Regions from separate parts of the Homo sapiens genome. Here regions 1 and 3 are each linked to region 2. The links are chromatin loops, found by intact Hi-C in ENCODE. Cell type or tissue: endothelial cell of umbilical vein. All regions are shown on one strand. Region 1 overlaps COLEC12 (collectin subfamily member 12). Region 2 overlaps CLUL1 (clusterin like 1). Region 3 has its middle 10 kb from the start of LINC01925.

Region 1 (8,000 bases), 280 kb after region 2:
CTATCCTTCTAACTTTAGAGGCTTTCTGCTTCTGTAGAAAAAGTAAGGCCAGGCACAGTGGCTCACACCTGTAATCCCAGCACTTGGAGAGTCCGATGGGGGAGGATCGCTTGAAGCCAGGAATTCGAGGTCAGCCTTGGCAACACAGTGAGAGCCCTATCTCTACAAAAACATTAAAAATTAAAAAAAAAAAAAGCAGGCAATGTGGCACAAGCCTCTAGTCCCAGCTACATGGGAGGAAGCTGAGGTTGGAGGATTGCTTCAGCCCAAGAGTGCAAAGTTGCAGTGAGCTATGATCATGCCACTCTCCTCCAGCCTGGGTGACAGAGTGAGACTGTCTCTAAAAAAAAAGAGTGAGACTCTGTCTCTAAAAAAAGAGAGAGAGAGATTAAGTGTGGCCTTTTACTTATTCATGCAGAATTGTGAGATTTCAGAAACTCTAAGATTCATTCATTTCAACATCAGAAGACCTGAGTTCATGCCCCAGCTCCACTACTAGATTGTGACTGACCATGTCTTACTCTCCTTGGTATCTGTTCCTAGTAGCTAAGTATCCTCGAACAAATAGTTTGGCATCTCTGGCCCTACATGTCCTCATTTATGCAATGAGAATTCTACCGCACAGGCAAGGTCAGGTGGCATAATGTATGTGAAAGTACCCTGAAAATTGTCATTCACTATACAGTTCCTGGTAGGAGATTATTTGTGTGAAATTTCCTGTTACCCCTGAGAAATTAAAGAAAGAAAAACAATCCTGTGTTACATGGGCCTCTTTGTGGGATAATGGGGATGAGCAGTATTCGCTTTTCTTCCCAATTAGATGGTCCACATACCTTTTTTCTCTAGCCTACCTTCCTTATGTGTATTATTAGACTTACAAACCCACCCAGAGAGTTTGGACACCTGTCCACAATGGGCAGCAAAGTCCCACCAGGCTTTCCCACAGAGACCTCCCGTCCCTCTGAGCTGGCCCATGGGTGAGTGAGGCCCAGCCCTAAGGACAGCAGCACCCCCACAGCTTTGGTGGACAGCACAGGCATGCCAGCTGGGGTACAACAGAGAGGAAGCTTACAGGGAAGTTATAGGCTTGGTTATGGGGAGAGAATTAATACATCAATCTCCTTCAGTTCTTTATCCCACAATACCTTAACACGGTGCTTGTCATATAAGCCTTTAATAAATATTTACCAAATTAAGGACAAGAGGAAATAAGTAAGAGGAAATCCTGATCCTGGTCTACACAACTTTCCTGCTGATGACAACACAGGCCCAGGTGACTAAGAGAACCCAGTTTAATCATGTGAGTCACTGTGAAGAATAAGCCCCTGGCTGTCAGTGTCACCATGAAGGACATCAGTGGGGCACTAAAACGTTGTGCACTGTTACAATACATTCTAAAAGCTTGAAGAAGAAGGGTGAGCTTACTGAAGAACACACAGTATATTGGCTTGCTTGGGCTGCCATATACACAGTACACAGTACACGGACTGGGAGGCTTAAACAACAGACATTTCTTTCCTTACGGTTCTGGAGGCCGCAAGTCCAAGATCAAGGTGTCAGCAGTGTTGTTTCCTCCGAGGCCTCCCTCCTTGGTTTGCAGGAGTCCATCTTCTCCCTGTGCCCTCAAGCGATCTTTCCTCTATGTGTCTGTGACCTAATCCCCTCTTCTTTAAGTACACCAGTCCTATTGGATTAGGGTCACTCATGTCACCTCGTTTTAACTCGATGACCTCTGTAAAGGCCGTGTCTCTTAATAAGTCCCATCCTGAGGTGCTGGGGGTTAGGACTTCAGCATAAGAATTTGGAGGAGGACATAATTTAGCCCATAACAGTCTACAGTAGTATGATAAACAGATGGTCTTTCCCTGCTGTATATACTTTGTATGCTAGGTTTTTTTAATTTGGAGATTTTATAAGAAGAAAAATTATTCATAACTATCATTCACAGTGGATTTCATGTTGACACCTTTTTCTTTTATGCTTTAGGTCCACCGGGCCCCAGGGGTCCAAGAGGTGACAGAGGATCCCAGGGACCCCCTGGCCCAACTGGCAACAAGGGACAGAAAGGAGAGAAGGGGGAGCCTGGACCACCTGGCCCTGCGGGTGAGAGAGGCCCAATTGGACCAGCTGGTCCCCCCGGAGAGCGTGGCGGCAAAGGATCTAAAGGCTCCCAGGGCCCCAAAGGCTCCCGTGGTTCCCCTGGGAAGCCCGGCCCTCAGGGCTCCAGTGGGGACCCAGGCCCCCCGGGCCCACCAGGCAAAGAGGGACTCCCCGGCCCTCAGGGCCCTCCTGGCTTCCAGGGACTTCAGGGCACCGTTGGGGAGCCTGGGGTGCCTGGACCTCGGGGACTGCCAGGCTTGCCTGGGGTACCAGGCATGCCAGGCCCCAAGGGCCCCCCCGGCCCTCCTGGCCCATCAGGAGCGGTGGTGCCCCTGGCCCTGCAGAATGAGCCAACCCCAGCACCGGAGGACAATGGTAAGTCCAAGCCCTCCCTCCAGCCAGGGGGACAGGGCAGTGCATGTGCTTGAGACTGAGCCAACCCCCAGTGTGTGGCCCCACCCATGTTATTTTTGTTTTTGTTTTTGTTTTGAGACAGGGTCTCACTCTGTTGCCCAGGCTGGAGTGCAGTGGCGTGATCTCGGCTCACTGCAACCTCCACATCCCGGGTTCAAGTGATTCTCCTGCCTTAGCCTCCCAGGTAGCTGGGACTACAAGCGTGTGCCCCCACAGCCAGCTAATTTTTGTATTTTTAGTAGAGAGGGGGTTTCACCGTGTTGGCCAGGCTGGTCTCAAACTCCTGGCCTCAAGTGATCCACCTACCTTAGTCTCCCAAAGTGCTGGGATTACAGGTGTGAGCCACCACGTCTTGTCCCCCGCTGCATATTATTTAACAGCAAAGGCATCATAGGGGCTGGCACAGGAGCCCTGCTGCCAGAACAGGCCTCCATACCAGGCATGTGTTTCTCTCTAAACGCCATTGGGTTCTCTAGTGCTCATTTGTTTTATGTATTATGTGTGTATGTATGGGACAGGGTCTCACTCTGTCACCCAGGCTGGAATGACGAAGTGAAGTAGTGCAAACATAGCTCACTGCAGCTTTGACCTCCTGGGCTTAGGTGATCTTCCCACTCAGACTCCTGCGTAGCTGGGACCACAGGGGTATGCCACCACACCTGGCTAATTTTTTATTTTCCTTTTTGTAGAGACAGGGTCTTGCTATGTTGCCCAGGCTGGTCTTGAACTCCTGGCCTCAAGCAACCCTCCTGCCTCAGTCTTGCAAAGTGCTGGGATTCCAGGTGGGAGCCACTGCACCTGGCTCTTGCACTTGTTTATTTATAGGAGCCAGCCCTCAGAAGACAAACACAATGCAAAACATTTCCTTCAGGGAAGCCTGCTGGCCGCCCTGAGCGCTCTTCCCTCGTTTTACATCCTCACTCTGGAGATAGATGGGCTCCCTCGGTTAGCTCCATCAACATGTGGATGGAACCCTCTGCTATTGATGACTACATTTAATTTCTTTTTGAGAAAGGTGTTAGATGTTACGGTGCCTTCTAGTCTTTTGATAATTAAACCTTTGGCAAAACTCGAATGTTTGGTTAGCAACCAAGCCTATTTTTCTCTCCTTTGACCCAACCGCTATTCTACTTGATTTTGGTCGGTGAGGCCCGGGTTATTTTTGTTGATCCGTGAGCCCAGTTTTGGTGCTGGGTTCTCACATCCAAGTGTTCCTGGGTTCCGTATGATTCCAGACTGACGCTGAACATCTGTGCCTGCCCTGCTTCTTGTTGTTGCTTCTGTTATTTCTGTCATTGTGAAGACGGATCCAGACACAGAAGAACAAAGACCCAGTCAAAGATCTTTTCCAGATTATGTGGTTTTGGCTTGTGCTCTGCAGTCCACTTTGGGTCATGCTTGCTGCGAGCACGTCCGTGAACGTCAGCTGTGGGCCTCGTGCAGGGACGCTCAGGCTGCTCCCAGCGGGACCACAGTTTTGGCCTCTGAAACACAGCTGAAGAAAGGCAGAGTGCTTTCTGTGATCTTTTAATCAATGTTTTCCACTTTTGCATTCCTAGGCTGCCCGCCTCACTGGAAGAACTTCACAGACAAATGCTACTATTTTTCAGTTGAGAAAGAAATTTTTGAGGATGCAAAGCTTTTCTGTGAAGACAAGTCTTCACATCTTGTTTTCATAAACACTAGAGAGGAACAGGTATGCCTGCCACATACTTGGTTGGGGAAAACTATAATTTAAGGATAGTTTACATCTGGAAATTGCAGGCTTGTTGGGGATTCAGAGATATCACGAATTCCTAGTCACGTAAACATGGGAGGCAACATTACAGAGATTTGGGTTTCATCCAGTGGCTAGAAGCATTCGTGGCATTGGAATTGTATCTTCATGATTCTTCCTGGAAGATATTGCCTATCAAGCCTGGAGATGTGTGGCTCCTTCTGGTGGCTGTTGAAATAATTATAATGCAGAGAAGCTTGAGGGCTGCCACCAGGCACCTGTGGGGACAGAGAGAGGCATGAACACTGTAGGGATGGAGTGGGGTGCAAGGGACCACGCATGGCTCCAGAGGAGTCAGGAAGAGCGAAGAAGGCTGAGGAGGCAGAGCCCACGCATGCTAATGCTAGTGTCCACTCATTAGACCCTCTATATGCCAGGCACCGTGAGAGGCATTTGCTCCCTTGAACCTCACAGCAACCCTAGAACATAGGTATTATTATTACCCTCATTTGACGGCTAGGAAAACTGAGGCCCGGCAAGGTTTATGCAGACTGAGACCAAAACTGCAGCCCATCTAGCAACAATGCAGCGCTTTCTTTGATACCACACCAATTCCAGTGGCCTCCTCCCTTCTCCCTAAGTTATCTCCAGCAGACACAATCCTGTAAACAGATGTTTCCTGTAGTAACTGACTGGAATGAGCACACGGCAGACAGTGACCAAGCACCTGGGCTTTAGAATACACAGACCAGGGCCCAAGCCCAGCTCAGCTACTTCTCATGTTTGTTCAGTGGGTTGTTATAAAAGCTTGGAGACACACTGCGTGCAACACACTGCACGTGGGGCCCAGCCCAGAGGAAGTGCCCAAGAATATCATGACTATTCCTATGATTAGGACATGGGAGAAATGGGTGGGTGGTAGGAGGAAGTGGGACCAATGGACATTCACTGGGTTGTCTGAGTGATTTAGAGGAAGAGCCTCACTTTAACATCCGTTGTAAACTTGTAAGAGGAAAAAAGTCAAAGCCCCCCAAACAGCACAAAACAAAGCAAGTAGCAAGAAAAAAGCAGAAAGCAAAAGCAGGCTACACATTCTGACAACCATCCTCTTTTAAATTGTCCTTTTTTCTAAATGTTAAATAAAAGAAAAAGGCCTGAGACATCTGTTCTGAAAAATAGTCACGCACCACCCCTGCTTTGTTTTTCAGCAATGGATAAAAAAACAGATGGTAGGGAGAGAGAGCCACTGGATCGGCCTCACAGACTCAGAGCGTGAAAATGAATGGAAGTGGCTGGATGGGACATCTCCAGACTACAAGTAAGTACTCAGAAGCTTCCAGATTGGTGGTCAGGCTCTCACTGTTCTGTTGTCACTTCTTGCCCGACTCCCAACAGTTTCTTCCTTAATGACCTCGTGTCCTAGACGCTCCTCCCAAACCGGGGCTCCTGGTACCAGTTGCATATTTCCCCTGGGGAAATCGTGGTTGACAGTTGATACGCTGTCAAATAAGGCTTTCCTTTCTTCTTTTCATGGAGTGAATTTTTTTTCATTTCTAAGAAAAAAATCATGAAACTCATAAAACCACACAGCATAATACTTCTGGCCAAGTCATTTTCTTTAAATGCTATGGGAAAAGATGATGAAGCCCAGGCAACCTCAGGCATGTTCAGCGTTCGCCCCAGGCGTGTTTCCAAGGACTGGGGAGCTCCCTTCAGGATCACACTGTGGGTGCCCCTGACCCCTAGTTGGGCTTCTAGGCAGAGTGTGATTAGAAACTACAAATGAGTAATTTTCCTGGCTGGGCACAGTGGCTCACGCCTGTAATCCCGGCACTTTGGGAGGCTGAGGTGTGCGGATCACTTGAAGTCTGGAGTTCGAGACCAGCCTGGCCAACATGGTGAAACCTCGTCTCTACTAAAAAAACAAAAAAAACAAAAATTAGCCGGATATGGTGGCGCATGCGGGTGATGCCAGCTACTCGGGAGGCTGAGGCAGAAGAATTGCTTAAACCCAGGAGGCGGAGGTTGTAGCAAGCCGAGATGGCGCCACTGCACTCCAGCCTGGGCCACAGAGCAAGACTCTATCTCAAAAAAGAAAAAAAAAAAAAAAAACTACAAATGTGTGATTTTCCTACTCATAGTAAGTTAAAATACACTATAAACAAAGTTGCATTTGCGGGATAACCATCCCCTAGAGGTTTGAAGATTCCCCATAAGTTCCATGTGACCTAAGTTCTATGAAAGGAGCAACAAAGAATAGAATCACTTTGAGGTACCTTCTTGGATAACCTAGAAGTCTCCAGGGCCTCATCCTACCCTAGGGGGTGTTAGCTCCTTCCCTAATTCTACCCAAAGATCTAACAATGACTGTATTGCATCAGTTTGATTATCACATCTCCATACTCTGGCTTTGCCTCTGACGGGTGTGAAAATTGCAAGGAACTGTAACAAATGAAGCAGAATTTATAAAAAAAATAAAATTAAAAAAAAAAAAAACCCTCTGAGTAACCTTTAGTTTGCTGGGGACGGAGAGGCCAGACCCTGCAGGGCTCCACCAGGCACAGGAGCATCACCGCATTGGAAGCACCTTCTGAGAGCACTAGGCAAAGTCCACGGTGTGGCCTCTGGGGCTGTCCCAGGAGAGGAGAAAACAAGGGTGTTTCAGGCCTAAGAGAGTCTCATGGGCATGGAGGCCTAGCCCTGTATCAGCTGAGCAGCAGGGAGGAGGGTCAGAGGTGATGGAGAAGCCAGATCGAGTTTTTTAAATGTCCCTATGTGCGTGTGCATGTGCATTTGGATAAACAGGCTCTTTTGTACTTTCAAATTCTCCATGTGAGTAGGATCAGAGGATAAAGGAGGAAACCAGAATAAGGCCATCTCTCTTTTGTTTTTATTTGTTTGTTTTTAAGGGACAAGGTCTCACTCTGTTGCCCAGGCTGAAGGGCAGTGGCACGATCATGGCTCACTGCAGCCTCTTATCTCCCCAGCTCAAGCGATCCTCCCACCTCAGACTCCCAAGTCCCTGGAATCACAGGTGCACATCACCACACCCGGCTAATTTTTAAAGTTTTTGGATAGACGTGGTCCACTATGTTGCTCTGGTTGGTCTCAAACTCCTAGCCTCAAGTGATCCTCCCACCTTGGCCTCGCAAAGCACTGGGATCAGAGGTATGAGCCACCGCACCTAGCCAGGCCAGCTCTTTATAAAAAATAAACATGTGGCGAAATATTGATTTGGAACATTAGAAGATTTTAGGTCTGCTCTGAAGGTGAGCCTCAGACTGCCCTTAAGGGCAAGTGGATATCTGCTGCAGGCCTGTCAGAGACTCGTCGGCTCCTCTGCGCCTGTCCTGGGGAGAGGAAGGGGTACCCCCTGGCATAATCTGGCACTTGAGACTTTGCCTGATGAGCCAAGGAAAGTGCCCAACACAGCAGGGACACACTTTAGGAGACTCAAAACAGTTGCAGGAATCACCATCTAAAACAGTAGCTGTAGAAGGTTGGAGCTGGGGATGGGATGGGAGACAGAGACTGTTTTTTAAAAAAGACAAAATTCTGCTTTTTTGACAGCCAAGAGCGCCGGGGTCTTTTTTTTAAGAGAGTTGGGAGAAGCTGAAACAAAAAATCATCTTCTCCACATTTTTCACTGCCGTAAATGCACAAAGGTCTGGGTTAGACTCACTAAGAAATTCAATCTTAAGCCTTTCCCCAAGAAAAAAACTGGATTGGCCCATATGGAATGGATTGAGCTGGAACATTACTGTCTATG
Region 2 (8,000 bases):
AGACATTTGAATATAATATGTATTCTCCATTGATAAAATATGTAATTCAAGCTATAGCTGTTAAATAAAGCTATTTGAATTTGAAAAAGTGATTAGGCTGATGCATTATTGGATATACATGGTACTCTCTTGAGATGCATATGTCAGATACTGTGTGTGCCCAACTGTATGTGATGACCTTGGGGAAAAGGGGATCCTCTACATTCCAGAAGAATCAACTATAGTTCCCTTGCTCTGTTCACATGCACCCAATTGTAATGAGTTGCCATGTAAGAGAACTCAGGTAGACTGATGGATTTTATTATCTAGTTTTAACTAAAGTAACCTTCACTAAATGGACAGGAGGCTTAACAAGATTCTTGAAAAAAAAAAAAACTTGGCAGATTTTAAAAATGAATAATTTAAGCTCAAGCGGACCAAAAGCAAATGGCAGAGCTGACACTTGATCATTATGAGCTCTTTATTGGCCAAGTGACAAGGGAAAACTATGGTGATCTAATCAGATCTGGCAAGTCGGCTAAAAGTTTCAAAATATCTAGAAGATTATTTGAAATGTGGACTTATATCCACACTCGCTAATGATGAATCTCACCTTAAATACATATTGTGCCTTGAGATATCAATGGTAGCAATTCATGTATCTAATTCATAAGTAAATGAATATGCATATATTTAGGAGTGAGTGGTAACAAATTTTTTAGTCATAGGAATGAGAGACCAAAAATCTCTGGGCCAGGCACGGTGGTCCATGCCTGTAATTCCAGCACTTTGGGAGGCTGAGGCAGGTGGATCACTTGAGCCCCAGAGTTCGGGACCAGCCTGGCCAGCATGGTGAAACCCCGTCTCTTCTAAAAATACAAAAATTAGCCAGGCGTGGTGGTAGGAGCCTGTAATCCCAGCTACTAGGGAGGCTGAGACAGGAGAATCACCTGAACCCAGGAGGTGGAGGTTGCAATGAGCGGGATCAACTCCAGCCTGGGTGACAGAGCGAGACTCTGTCTCAAAAACAGAAACAAACAAAAAACAAAAAACAAAAACTCTGGAGACCACTGATCTAGTAAAAAAAAAAACTCTTCAAATACTTTTGACTCAATATCCTAACTCAGAAGAGACCAAGAATAATCTATTTTTGAGAAAGCAGCACTTAAACAGAGATGAATCCCCCAGATTCCGGGTTGGAGTCTTGCAGAAGCCTATCCTACACGAAATATGTTCTTCAAGGAAATCTGAAGCTTCCCTTAAACTTTTCCTCAAATAAAAGCAGCTACCCATGAAATTTATTACTAAGGAAAATAAGTAATTCATCAATCGCACTAACAAGTGCAGTATTTCTGGTCCAGATCTGTGTAAGAACAGACATTATTTTCAATGACTGTACCTGCTTTTCTTCTCTGCATTTCTTCAGGGTGCTCATTAGATTGGTGTGTTCCTTCTCTTTTCTTTCCATCATGATTTTCATTTGCTTAATACCAGTCAAAGCCTTCTTCACCTCTTCATCTGCATCTATCTCCCCCACCTCAGAAAAACCTAAAAGACATGTGGCAATTTTTTCTTTGAGATCTGATCAGATTACAAAACACCAAGTTCACCAACCTTTCATGTCTCCAAAAGAGAGGCTTAATTGTTCTCTTATAGGCTCATATTCTGAAAGCAGATCATAATGAATTAGCTGTCAGCTGCCACATGGACCCAGCTGCCACACGGACCATACCTTCTACTCCTCACTTGTGAGCGCCTAAACAAATAGAGTTCACTGAACCTCATTCTTGTCATCTTGCTCAGGCCCTGTTTTCATTTATCCATTTTTTTTCTTTCATTTAAGACTCAAGTGTGTTTATATTAGAGAAAATTTTGCATTTTCTTCATAATTTATATTAAGTGCCCAGCTGGGGACCTCAAACACAGTCAGCAATTTCTCTTTCTTTCAGCTTCAGTTACCTAATAAGGAGGCACGAGACCTAGAAAGTATCCCATGTAATACGAGCTTCCTTAATAACTCAATGGACGTGTCTTATACACCTTTAATAAGCCCTTAGTAAGTTTAAAATTCATTGTCATTCCCTGTTCAAAATAGCCAACGTGGCCTACTGAGGAGCTCATTCTTGACTCTGATTATTACAGACCCCAAATCAGCTGCATTTTAGCTAATTTGTTCTTCTATATATTAAGTACCCAAAGTATATATCACCAAGCAAAGTTGCAAGTTAATGGCCACAGAACAACCAGATTCAACGTAATTATAACCCATTCTTTCACTAGTTTAAGAACAATTGCACAGATTACTCTAATGGTTTAAATTTTTCAAATGCTAGAAAAGTATTTCACTGTTCATTAGAGCTGTGCTGAGATGACACCAACCATCTGGATGATACAAAAAAATGCAGTGAAAAAACTGGCAAGTTGTATCTACATGATACAAACATCTGGAAAGGTGAACGCCTGCAGAGACGTGATTGGAATTTTCTATTTTTACCCAGATGTTTGGCGTCAGGATGACCTGGTTTAAGCGCCTTGAGAACGTTTCACCGTGAAAACAGCGAATATGGTTATCTCTCAACTGCGACTCACTATAAACGCCAGCAGGACAACCAACATGCAAACAGGACACAGCACAGATAAGAAACCAAACGTACTCTTCAGGTTTTCACTGATAGCAGTTTTGTCCTTCCAAGTGGGTGCGCAGTGACTGTCTTTCAACCACAGCAGACACACAATAAACACCAAGAGTGGCGGCTTCATGTTCCCGCTGTTACTGCAAAGGAAAAATAAACCCGCATCAAATGTCTTCCATTTGGTTAGTTTCTGTTGGCATCAATTGAAAACACCTGGGGCTCCAAAGCATTTTTCTGTCAATTTTTCCTTATGACTTTAGACAACTTATGCTAATGTGCCTGAGACATAAGGAAGCTTGAAATGTAAGTTAAAAAAACAAACAAATTCTAGTCCCTATTTGGTTTAAACTCTTCACGACAGTTAAAAAAGCCCGCCATGTGAAGTACTTGAAACTCAATGCAATGGAGAGGATAGATCACATCCTCTCAGAGTCCAAGCTTCATTTTGTAAACATCTCGAAACACAGAATTAATTCGAATCTGTTAGAGGGATTTTTTTCCCTCCAAAATTCTTTTTTTTTTTTTTTTTTTTGAGACGGAGTTTTGCTCTTGTTGCCCAGGCTGGAGTGCAATGGCGTGATCTCGGCCCACCGCAACCTCCACCTCCCAGGTTCAAGTGATTCTCCTGCCTCAGCCTTCCCAAGTAGCTGGGATTATAGGCATGCGCCACCAAGCCCGGTTAATTTTGTATTTTTAGTAGAGATGGAGTTTCTCCATGTGGGTCAGGCTGGTCTCGAACTACTGACCTCAGGTGATCCGCCCCCCTCGGCCTCCCAAAGTGCTGGGATTACAGGCGTGAGCCACCACACCTGGCATTTCCCTCCAAAAGTCTATGTTCTCAAGTGAGTTTTTACCTACGTGGTTCGCTATTATTTTTAAAGAAAGCAAAACCAACCACACACATTTTTCTCATACTCCTTATAAAACCCATTATGCTATGTGAATAGTGCACAGTTAAAATTTTTTCTTCTCAGTTAATGAATTTCCCTTTGAGTTTAATTCGATACACATTAGTTATAAATATTCTAAATACAGAGGTTAAAACTTTACTAAGAAAAGTTAAATAAGTTAGAATAGTCGTATGCTTTAATAAAGTTAAAACTATAAAATAAGTTAGATTATTTTAACTCCCACAAAGGGGATATTTATCTGCTTTACGTATATTTACTATTTTAAAAAGAAAACAACCACAGAAACCTCCATTATTTGATCAACATTTGGAATGTCTTTTTAATACAGTCGTAAACTAGCAACTGTACTAGTAATTATGCAGTTATCACATTTTACATACATCATTTCAACTAACTCTTCTTCTATCATTACTCTATTTACAAAACAAAACTTATTAATATAGTGTATTTACCACTAACTTTGCAATATCTCCCCAGTGAAGTTGCCACCAGCTTCTGGAAGGACCTTCGTTTTTCTCTGCTTTAATTTTCATCCGTGTCAGGGATTTAGCTGTGTCCTATCAGTTTGATGACACAGTGTTTAATCCTATTAACCCAACATTTTGAGATTTACAACTATGATCTAAAATTTGGTACTGTTCAGAAGAAAACACTAGAGGGCAGGCTGTGTACACAATTGGCAACAGTGACCTTGGGCTACCTTCCTATATACAAATGTGTTTTGATAGGACTCATTAAAACCTTAAAAATATTTTTTTAATTTTCAATTTAAAATATGTAGTTTCCTATGTAAGCAAAATTAGTCTCTTAGATTGAAAATACTATAAGCCACAATGTGAAAGTGAGTAAACTCTTAGATAAAACAGTTCGAAAAGTGTATTTACACAGTCATGTGGCATCTTTGTTTGTTTGTTTTCTCGTTTGGCATTTTTTGACTGTTAGTATATGAAGCGATATAACCAACTAAAGTGATAAAGTCTAGCATATACATAATGCAATAGATAAGTATTTTAGACCCACCGTAATTTGCTACTTGATTAGCTGAACTGAAAATGTAGCCCTTAATGATTCATTTAAAAACAACTTAGACAGCTGTTAGTCATGATAGCCAACTCTGGAATCTACACGATGGGTCTCTCTGGCAACTGAAATCTCAAGATCACCTGCGCCCTGTTTGCAAGTTTTGAGAGACTAGCCAATCCATCCTTACTATGTACTCAGCACTTGTCCAAGCAGGTCAGACCTTGACAATTCTGAACTGGGCCACCTGCCTTTTAGGCGCCCTATGACGTTGGTCCTGGTCTCTGAGCAACATGCAGTCTGGAGTTTATCTTTGCTCTGCCTGGGCACAGAGAGTGACACACATTCAAGGCCCAGCCACACCCCATGTCAGCTGCCTTGATTACCCACTAATTCCCTCTTTTAGCTGGAAAACTCTTAGCTCTCTTGGAAAACAGATCAGCTCATAGCAAAACTCGAACTATTATTATTTTAAACAGCCTAATGTCACTTATGAGCAACTACAATCCACACCTATAAACAGATGTGTCCTATCCTGAAAGATGCATGGTTGGCCAATGGAAGAGGCAGCACTTTGGGTATTTTTCTCAGGAAGAGCAGAGCAGAGTCCTGGAAAAGTTGGTCATAGGAAATTGTCCAGCTTTTACCCTGACTCTGTGCACCATTGCTCATTAGTTTACCACTGTCCAAGTTTGGGCCCGTTTGACATCAAGGCTGGCATCTGCGTGTTCTTTTTCAACAGACCCAAATTTTGTTGAAAACGGAACCAGTTTTCAGGAAGCAAAACCAATCACACACATAGAAAGATGGCTTACTTCCTAGTAGCAGATTTTTTTCTTTAATCCATGTTCCTCCTTTAAGAGCAATTTCTCAGAACAGAACTTTATTGCTAACTAGTACTAATTACTTTGAAAATATCTCGAAGCTTCCAAAAAGGCTCTTCCTCTAATTACTTCATCTGTTTTCACAGCTGCCATTTTGTTCTTAAGATTAAGCAATACTTCATGTGAATCCGGTCACTTTCATAATTATGACATCATTATGCTCAAGATTTAAGGGGATTACAAAATATTGTAGATAGCTGCTTGATAATTAAGGAGATTTAGAAGCAAAGTCATCTTAATTAAGAAAGATGGCAAGAGGATGCATGTGGCATCAACTGGAAAATAGAGGAATCAGATGGATTTCAAAATGTCAGGTTTATTGTTGCTAAGTTCAGGCTTGGACAGAGCATCTTAGATGCATGGCCATAAAGGTCTTGCTAATATGTCACCCTTGAGTTAGACTTGCCCATCCTGCCACTGGCATAGCCAGACAACCTCTGGGCTTCCAACTGGGACATTTGGCCAGGAGCAGACTAGGAAGCCTATATACTGCTCAGGCTGTGTCTTATATAGAACCAGCTCCAGGATACAATGACAGTGGTCCCTGCAGTTATGTAACCTAAGAGTGCATGTGTCCTGTAGACACCAGCTAGGATTTGCTGTCCTGCACCAGTAAGGTCTCAAAAAGACAGAAAGAGGGCAAATCTCTAACGAGTTCTCCTCAACTGAGATCCACAGACTAAGAACATGAATCAAATAGCACTCTGCTTTGCAGGGTGAGAAATGGGAGGGTGAGAGGCCAGGGGTGTTAGCCTGGTAGAAGTCCTTCCACAGTCACAAGAGGCAGTCCTCCTCCTCTGGCCCACTGAAAAAAAGTTGAGGAGAATATGCATAAGAGAAGTAAAACAAAAGATAAAGTATAAGGATCTAAATAAATTATCCACGTAGAATATAATAGCAGCTGTCATCAGACTTATCCTTCCTTTCCTTCCTCTCTTCTTTTTCCTTCCTTCCTTCCTTCTTTCCTTCCTTCCTTCCCTCCCTTCCTTCCCTCCCTCCCTTCCTTCCTCCCTTCCTTCTTTCCTTATGTCCATTTATTCAGCCATTCATTTAATAAACTTAAAGAAAATTATTCACAATAATAAGCAAAATTTTAGAAGCAGAGTGTAAATCCTCAATTAAAAATTTCCTCCTTTGCAGGCAAAGGTTGGCTAACTCACTTGCTGGAAAGGACCGATGGACATAAAGATCACTGACTTAAGAGGTCAAATTGCATCAACTTCCTTGCCACACGATTGTCTCATGGTCCTGTCCACTTGGACCTCATCGTCCTCTCATAAAAAATGCAATTATTGGAAGAAATATTTCCAGCTGTTACTCCCAGCTCTGAAGTTCTGTGATTATTATTCACATATTCTCACCAAGCTCTCGTACATAGCTGGAATGTACGAAATGATTTGACATGACCTGTAAAATGAAGAATTACAGCTACTCTATCTTGCTTAGAGATTGCTGAGCAGGTCAAATTAGTTATTATAAATGAAAATGTTTTATTGAGCCACACAGAGTGCAATGTCATTGGAAGGTAGACCAATAACCTTTTTAAAAAATTCAGACTAGGCCAGGCACAGTGGCTCAGGCCTGTAATCCCAGCATTTTGGGAGGCTGAGGCAGACACATCACTTGGGTCAGGAGTTTGAGACCAGCCTGGTCAACATGGTGAAACCCCATCTCTACTAAAAATACAAAAATTAGCTGGGGGTGGTGGCAGGTGCCTGTAATCTTGGCTACTCGGGAGGCTGAGACAGGAGGATTGCTTAAACCTAGGAGGCGGAGGTTTCTGTGAGCTGAGATAGCGTCACTGCACTCCAGCCTGGGCAACAGAGCGAGACTCCATCTCAAAAAAAAAAAAAATTCAGACTAAACTAAAATTATTGCCAGGCACAGTGGCTCATGCCTGTAATCCCAACACTTTGGGAGGCCGAGGCAGGCAGATCACTTGGGTCAGGAGTTCAAGACCAGCCTGGCCAACATGGTGAAAGCCCATCTTTACTAAAAATACAAAAATTAGCTGGGTGTGGTGGCACGCACCTATAGTCCCAGCCACTCGAGAGGCTGAGGCAGGAGAATCGCTTGAACCTGGGAGGTAGAGGTTGCAGTGAGCTGAGATTGCAGCAGTGCACTCCAGTCTGGGCAACGAGAGCAAGACTCCATCTCAAAAAAAATACAATAAAATAATTGTTTTAGTTTCATATAACATAAGTAGCAAAAGTAGGCATTGAATCTAGACTTCAAATCCTTTCATGAAAAAGATCTAGTTTGAATACAAAATGAGAAAATTATATTCCACTTCACCATCATCATGAAGCCAGAATTTATCTGTTTAGATCAGCACTACACAAATTTAATTATTGATTAGGATGTATATAAATATCAAGTACATTTAAAATTTCCATTTTACCCAGAATAGTGCTTCTCTTGCTTCCAGCAAGTTCAACCCTTGGAATAGTTTATTCGGCAAATGTATCAGGCACTCATTACATTCTGCACCGGAGATACAGTGGTCTCTGCGTTGCAGGTGCCCACGCTGCGTTCCAAAGGGAGGGAACTGGACAATACACAAATAAATATAG
Region 3 (8,000 bases), 91 kb after region 2:
TAGAGTGTTTTGCATAGTGCCCGGCACATTATACATGCTTAATAGACATTCACTATTACTATAATTCTAGTTATTAATTTATAGGGTAACCAAATTTCTTCATTGCACAATTTTTCTTTATTTTTATTTTTTGAGACGGAGTTTCACGCTTGTTCACCCAGGATGGAGTGTAATGGTGCAATCTCGGCTCACCGCAACCCCGGCTTCCTGGGTTCAAGCCATTCTCCTGCCTCAGCCTCCCGAGTAGCTGGGACTACAGGCGCGCGCCACCTCGCCCGGCTAATTTTTTGTATTTTTAGTAGAGATGGGGCTTCACTGTGTTAGCCAGGATGGTCTCGATCTCCTGAGCTCGTGATCCACCCACCTTGGCCTCCCAAAGTGCTGGGATTACAGGCATGAGCCATCCCACCTGGCCAGAGCCCTTGATTTTGAAGCAAACTCCTGTCCCAACAGGAAGTTTCCTAAAATTTCACCTAGAGTAGAAACTGAACTTAGGGTTCAATCTGCCCTGGGCCTTTAGGAATCAGGAACGTGGTAATGAAGCAGCACTGTGGTCTGGGGTAAATACCTGAGATTCGTGGTCTCATGGCCACGGAAAACTAGGACGCCGGCACACAAAGAATGAGGTTCAGAGCAGAAGTTTAACAGGCAAAAGAAAGAGCTCTCTGAACAGAGAGGGGCCCTGGAGAAAATGGATTGCCACTTCTGCAGTGAAATGCAGGTTTTATAAATGAGCTTGAGGAGGCGGTGTCTGATTTACATAGGGCACAAAAGATTGGTTGGACCAGGTGTGCCATTTGCACAGCACGTGAAGAAGCTGGGCGTCCCACCCTAATCTCTTATTATTTATTTATTTATTTATTTATTTATTTATTTGAGACTGAGTTTCGCTCTTTTTGCCCAGGCTGGAGTGCAATGGCGTGATCTCTGCTCACTGCAACCTCCGCCTTCAGGGTTCAAGCAATTCTCCTGCCTCAGCCTCCCAAGTAGCTGGGATTACAGGCATGCACCACCACCCCGGCTAATTTTGTATTTTTAGCAGAGACGGGGTTTCTCCATGTTGGTCAGCCTGGTCTTGAACTCCCGACCTCAGGTGATCCACCAGCCTCAGCCTCCCAAAGTGCTGGGATTACAAGCATGAGCCACTGCACCAGGACCCCTAATCTCTTATTATGCAGATGAGTTCTCTACTTGGTAGATGCTATGTTACCTGGTTCTTTACTATACACGTGGTGACAAAGAAAAGGGAGGATGGAGCCTCCATGTTGAATATACCTGGCCCTCAGGTAGCCCTTTTTTATTGGCACAGCTGCTGGCATTTACCCATGCAAGCTTCCAGCTTGCTTATCTATGTCTGCAGTTCGATTTTTCAGGCTACTCTTTGTTAGAAAATAAATGATCCAGCAGCTGCTTTTTTTAAAAAAGGGAAATTCCGCAGAGGGCTCTGTTGCCCTTACTATCTGCCTAAATAATTTCTTTCTAGCTCCTGTATCAGTAACCCCTGTCTAAGAGGTAAGGGAGGGTAGTAAAGAACAACCTCATCGGTCTAGATATTCATGGGACTCATACCCCTCAAGAGGCCAACACTATCAATAACCATAACTAATTTGGGACTGCAGATTATTAGAGTGCACTGTTAGACAACAATAGAAGGCTTTAGTGGAGAGATCATTGAATAAGTCAGTAGTGTAGACACAGGCAGTTGAACTGATCACAAAGATGAGGCCCTTTAAAAAACATCTGAAAGACTGATACTTGACAATAGCAGGCATTTATTGAGAGATCACTGTGTTTTAAGTACCTTCCATAAATCATTTCATTTAATCATCACAACAGTTCTATAAGGGAGGTATTATTGCCCTGATTCTTTGATGAATGTGAAATTCAGAGAGTTTAAGCAAATTGTTCAATGTCACTCAGCTAAACAAATGGCATAGCAGGAATTCAAATTCACGTGCATGACTGCAAAGCCTATTCTCTGCACCCCTACACCAGAGGATCCACAGCTAGGGTCTCCAGCTGAGCATCCACAGTGTGATGGAATAACATGTCGATAGACTTATTCAAATAACAACTTTGTTGACAGCCAGGCAGCAGAATAGTGAGGTACTTGTACTTTAATCACTTCAAATGTGCCACCCCCAAATCTATATTCAGCAGTGTTCAGCAAACACAAAAAATTGAGAACCACCTCTATATGCTATGAACAACAACAAAAAACTCAGGTTACTCTCTTGGAAGATCCAGAAACTGCATTAACAGTTGCCAAAGGGAATTTCAACTAAATGAATATCTGTTCTTTAAAGAGGTCAGGAAATAAGATTAAGAACACTTACACATTCTTGAGATAGTCCTTGCTTGGTATGTTTTCTTAAGAACCAGTGTAATTTTACTTTATCAGGAAGATTATGGCTCTGTTGAAATACTGTTAAAGTGGCAGTATAAAGGTTTCAAATGTTTTTTTAGCAACGGTAAGTTTACTATATATAAAAACATGAATCAGGAAAGGAAGGAGGAGAAATGACTGTTTTTATGCCCTAAAAAAAAAAATCAGAAAAATTTTCAAACTTACTAATATTTCAATGAGACAACCATTTTCTTCTCTCTCTCTCTCTCTCTCACACACACACACACAAACACATACACAGGTATACACACAGAGGATCTTTGAAAATTCTTACTTGTAAAATATGAGTTACAGTGGGGAATAATGCACATTTAATTGGTGAAACTTACGTGACTCTCCTTTTTTTTTTTTTTTTAAGAGACAGAGTCTTACTCTGTGGCCCAGGCTGGAGTGCAGTGCTATGATCATAACTCACTGCAGCCTAAGTAGCCTACAGTGTAAGTCACTGTGCCTCACTCCTCTATTAAGCTTATAGTTTTGTAGCTGATATGGTTTAGATTTGTGTCCCCACCCAAATCTCATGTCGAACTGTAATCCCCAGTGCTGGAGGAGGGGGCCTGGAGGGAGGTGATTGGCTCATGGGGGTGGATTTTCCCCTTGTTCTCATGATAGTGAGTGAATTCTCCCGAGATGTGGTTGTTTGAAAGTGTATAGCACCTCCCTTCTTGCTCTCTCTCCGTCCTTCTCTGGCCACGTAAGACGCGCCCGCTTCCCCGTTGCCTTTTGTCATGATTGTAAGTTTCCTGAGTCGTCCCCAGCCCTGCTTCCTATACAGCTTCCAGAACTGTGCATCAATTAAACCTCTTTTCTTGATAAATTACCCAGTCTCAGGTAGTCCTTTATAGTGATGCGAGAACAGACTAATGCAGTAGCTATCATAGAACTAAAATTGTATTTAAGGCTCAAGATAAAAGCAACCAGAATTTAAATTTTATGATTAGAAAAAACTCTGTGCAGGCCGGGCACGGTGGCTCACGCCTGTAGTCCCAGCACTTTGGGAGGCCGAGGCGGGCGGATCACGAGGTCAGGAGATCGAGACCATCCTGGCTAACAAGGTGAAACTCCGTCTCTACTAAAAATACAAAAAAATTAGCCAGGCATGGTGGTGGGCGCCTGTAGTCCCAGCTACTCGGGAGGCTGCGGCAGGAGAATGGCGTGAACCCGGGAGGCGGAGTTTGCAGTCAGCTGAGATCGCACCACTGCACTCCAGCCTGGGTGACAGAGCGAGACTCTGTCTCAAAAAAAAAAAGAAAAGAAAAAACTCTGTGCATATATATGAGGATCAATAAAGTATGTCTAATGAGCACTACAATATTCAATATTACTCTTTTGAAAGAAAATGAATATTCACCATGAAGAATCAAATGAGATCTCAACTATCTTTGTGACTAACAGACAGAAAATGGTCAAAACAATTCATTTTGGCAATCCACACCAGCCAATTGCAGTTCACACTTTCTCATAATTTTCCCTGCCCAGCAAAGAAACTAGAGCACAGCTGTCCATAGACATGCTGTACCTACTTCCCACAAACCCCACAATGAGTCTCTGCAACTCAGAAAGCACAGGCAGGGTTAAAAGCAAACTGTCTGAGGTCAGATAGCCATGAGTTTGAATCCTGGTTCTGTCCCTGATCACTTGTGGTGCTTGGAGCAAGTTACTTAACTTCTCAGAGCTTGAGTTTCCTTATCTGTAAAATGGGGACGATCATAGTAACAACCATGTTCACAGGGCAGTCAGTGGAGTGTTTGCTCATGGGACATGATCAGTCAATGTTAGCTAGCGATCCTTACTACTCCCAGAGGGTGAGAACCTGGAAGGGTGTGTGTTTGATACATTTTTTTATTTTCCAAAGTACCCAGAGAAGGGCCTCAGCCACAGAAGGGGCTGTATAAAGGCTTACTGAATGAGTGCTGGCTGCCCTCTATAGCTTGCTGGTGGTAACCATAGACACAGTATAGATTGGATCTGAGCATGAGAAGGAAAGGGGTTTGGTTAAGGCCAGTTTGTCCTCCCTGACCTCCATTATAAGTGGGTTGGGGTTTGCTTTCCCTGGAAGATGGCTCATTTCCTTTCCATGGACTCACTTTGTAGTTGTTCACACTACTCTGACTCACGACTCATAAATCATAGACTCTACACGCGGGGACACCAGTTGTTTTTTGTTTTGTTTTGTTCGTTTTGTTTTGTTTTAAGAAACAGGGTCTTGCTCTGTCACCCAGGCAGGAGTGCAGTGGTGCAATCACAGCTGAGTGCAGTAGTGTGATCACAGCTCACTGCAGCCTTGAACTCCTGGGCTCAAGTGATCCTCCCACCTCAGCCTCCCAAGGAGCTGGGATTACAGGCATATGCCACCATACCTGACTAGTTTTTTGTTTGTTTGTTTGCTTGTTTTTTGTAGAGATAAGGGCTTGCTATGTTGCCCAGGGTGGTCTCAAACTCTTGGGCTCAAGCAATTCTCCTGCCTCAGCCTTCCAAAGTGCTGTGATTACATATGTGAGCCACTGCACCCAGCCCTCACTGGGTCTTATGTGTCTTTGGGGCCAACCTCTCACTAGCTTCAATGACCTATGAATAATTAACTGGGAAGCTCCCTCTTCCCCTTTAAAAAAAAAAAGTCTCTTGCTATAAATCTACCAAACATAGCTGGATAGATGCCCTCAAAATCCAAAGAGCTTGCTCACATACACAGACCTGTAAAAAAGAAAGCCAAATTCCAAAAATAATCTGCACAAACTGATTTTTATTTCCACTTTTTCTTTCCTTGAGCTCCAGTTTCACATTGCTGCCCTTCTTAGAAGCTAGTTCTCACTGGTCATTATAGAAATTATATGTCTGGTAAAATCATTACACATTTCATTTAGAAAGTGAGACGAAAAATACTTCCTTCTGAGGTGGTACAAGTTCCATTTACGGCCAAACATTGAGAGGCCAGCCTCGCTTCTCATAAAATCCAATCCTCTTTTTTCCTTAGATGACTTTTCCTCATTCTTCGGGATTTCATGTCAATGCCACTTCCTCCTGGAAGCCTTTTCTAATACATAAAAACTGCTAAGAGTCCTATGCATTGTCTTAGTCTCTTTACATGCATTATCTCATTTAATCCTGAAACTAACCTGAGGAGTAACTTGCTATCATTATCTCTATTTCATAGTTGAAGAGGCAGAGTACAGGGCCAGAAGGTAAGTTGGCAGAACTGGCATTCACACACAGGTGGTATGACTTCAGAGCTCTTACTCCTAAGTGCTACACTATCCTATTTTCCAAAGTACTACTTGCTCTCAAAGCACTCTTTTTCTTCTTTCTTTTTCTTTTTCTTCTATCACAGCACTTGTAGTAAACGTTAGTGGGGTTCTAGCCCATCCCCCATCTCCCGCCCCTTTCCTAACACCTTTCTATTTCAATCTGGTTACACAATCTCCACCCCTGGCCCTAAGGGTGAAACACATGATATAGGCTAAGCCCATCGACATATTTCCTCCCATTGTGCACAGTGATTGGTTGGGGTAGGGATATGCCCTAGGCTGACCCAATCAGAATTCATCTTGAGACTTTAGTCAGGATGCCGGGAATGGGAGGCAGATTCCTTATTCCTTGCTATATGTGAATCACATAGCTTTAGGAGTTGCTGCAGCCATCTTGGGATTATAGACAAATGTGATGACAAAAGAGCTTGTCATGGAACCAGAGCTGAGAAATAAAGAGAAAAAAGTGCTTGATCTTGTCACATGCTTTGAGCTGCCTGGAACAAATCTTCCTGAAGCCATCCTACGTGTGAACTTCACAGGTATATGTAAATTTCCTTTGTTGTTAACCCAGTTGGAATTGGGTGTTCTGTTTCTTGCACTCAGAAGCTTCTTAACTTACTAGCATTTACACATGGTATTTTTCTGGATTTTTTTTTTCCAGACAGAGTCTCACTCTGTGGCCCAGGCTGGGTTACAGTGGCACAATCTCATCCCACTGCAACGTCCACCTCCGGGGTTCAAGCCATTCTTCTGCCCCAGCCTCCGGAATAGCTGGGATTACAGGTGCCCACCACCATGCCTGGCTAATTTTTTGTATTTTAGTAGAGACGGGGTTTCACCATGTTGCCCAGGCTAGTCTCGAACTCCTGACCTCAAGTGATCCACCCGCCTCGGACTCCCAAAGTGCTAGGATTACAGGCGTGAGTCACTGCCCCCGGCCTTTTCTTGATTGTTTAATTGTTTTTTCTCCCCGGTAAACACTAAGATCCTTGAGGGTGGGAACCACCACTGTCTTGTCACAATTGTGTTCCCAGTGCTTGGTACCTGGTAGGGGTTGCATGAATATATGTCAAATGAGTGAAATGAATGAACGGCAGATTTTCTTGGGCGGTGAGTGACCTGAACCACACTTTCAGTTTGCTTAGATTTCATGTCATTTACAGGTGCTTGAAATCTCCAACTGGAACCTGAAAACTGTGGGGTAGCCAAACCAGGCAAAGAGATTGAAAGGAATTTTCCGATTTCCAAACTATTTCAGTTGTACTACATTAGCTAAGATCTCCATTGAATGGATTTTTAAATCCTTAAAACAAGAATACCACAAAGTCCAAACAACTGCAAATGAAAGACTCCCATTGGAATAAAACCATAATCAAGTACTTTAAACAAAAATATAAATACTACATTAAAATGTCTAAAGTAATTACGTACAATATAAACTTGCAGTAACATACCTTTTACCTGATGGTCTTCATCTGTGTTTTATCTTTAGCCGAAAAAAACAACAACAACAACAAAGAAAAAGCCCCCAAACCAGGATAAACTGGAAACATTTATTAAAGCAACCATCAATTTTACTGCCATCATATTTTGAGGCCTGAAACATCAAAGATTTACTGATGTTATCTATAAATAATAATTTTTACATGAGTTACAGTTAAACTATACATTCAAAGCATAACAATGGCAGGAGGAGCCTGGAAGAACTCTTACAGGTCATCCAGTCTAACTCCTTAATTTACCCAAGAGAAGACAGAAGACCTAGTGGAGGCCAGGCACGGTGGCTCACCCCTGTAATCCTAGCATTTTGGGAGGCTGAGGTGGGCAGATCACTTGAGGTCAGGAGTTCGAGACCAACCTGGCCAACATGGTGAAACCCCGTCTCCACTAAAACTACAAAAATTACCCAGGCATGGTGGCATGCACTGGTAGTCTCAGCTACTTGGGATGCTGAGGCAGGAGAATGGCTTGAACCTGGAAGGTGGAGGTTGCAGTGAGCCAAGACTGCGTCACTACACTCCAGCCTGAGCAACAGAGCGAGACTCTGTCTCCAAAAACAAAAACAAAAACAAACAAACAAACAAACAAACAAACAAAAACAACAGAAGACCTAGTGGGAAAGATTTACCTGTGTTTCATTCAACCTAACAATACAACAAGCGTTCACTGGGTCATGCTGTATGTGAGATTTGGTGTTAGATATTGAAAAATAAGGCCGGGCATGGTGGCTCACGCCTGTAATCCCAGCACTTTGAGAGGCCGAGGCGGGTGGATCACGAGGTCAGGAGATTGAGACCATCCTGGCTAACACAGTGAAACCCCATCTCCACTAAGAATACAAACAA

Evidence for each region. Hi-C counts contacts between places; a loop is a spot of excess contacts. Peaks named below come from ENCODE experiments on the same cell type or tissue, not always from the same donor. Only the 100,000 strongest peaks of a DNase experiment are listed, where the experiment ranks them.
Region 1: it touches region 2 in a loop (6-fold over the local background); 2 of 110 quality-filtered maps call a loop at or near these places.
Region 3: a loop joins it to region 2, with 2.7 times the contacts of the local background. A loop is called at or near these places in 3 of 110 quality-filtered maps.

The regions. Positions count from the first base shown.
Region 1 is chr18:329,217-337,216 of GRCh38, reverse strand. It overlaps COLEC12 (collectin subfamily member 12), which reads left to right. Exons shown (of 10, transcript NM_130386.3): 6 at 1,987-2,475; 7 at 4,074-4,210; 8 at 5,440-5,549. Among named protein-coding and RNA genes, the nearest start is that of THOC1, 65 kb to the right of the region's middle. In endothelial cell of umbilical vein, no CTCF peak of the experiment used is centred here; DNase peaks (open chromatin) are centred at 1,256 and 4,936; H3K27ac peaks cover 346 bases.
Region 2 is chr18:612,740-620,739 of GRCh38, reverse strand. It overlaps CLUL1 (clusterin like 1), which reads right to left. Exons shown (of 10, transcript NM_001393344.1): 3 at 2,634-2,752; 4 at 1,379-1,527. The coding sequence starts at 2,739. LOC105371952 (a long non-coding RNA gene) reads left to right here. Exons shown (of 7, transcript XR_935082.4): 7 at 1-88. Among named protein-coding and RNA genes, the nearest start is that of CLUL1, 20 kb to the right of the region's middle. In endothelial cell of umbilical vein, a CTCF peak has its summit at 4,166 (motif pointing right); a DNase peak (open chromatin) is centred at 4,189.
Region 3 is chr18:521,708-529,707 of GRCh38, reverse strand. No RefSeq gene overlaps it. Among named protein-coding and RNA genes, the nearest start is that of LINC01925, 10 kb to the right of the region's middle. In endothelial cell of umbilical vein, no CTCF peak of the experiment used is centred here; DNase peaks (open chromatin) are centred at 2,497, 2,757, 4,457 and 5,047; H3K27ac peaks cover 2,735 bases.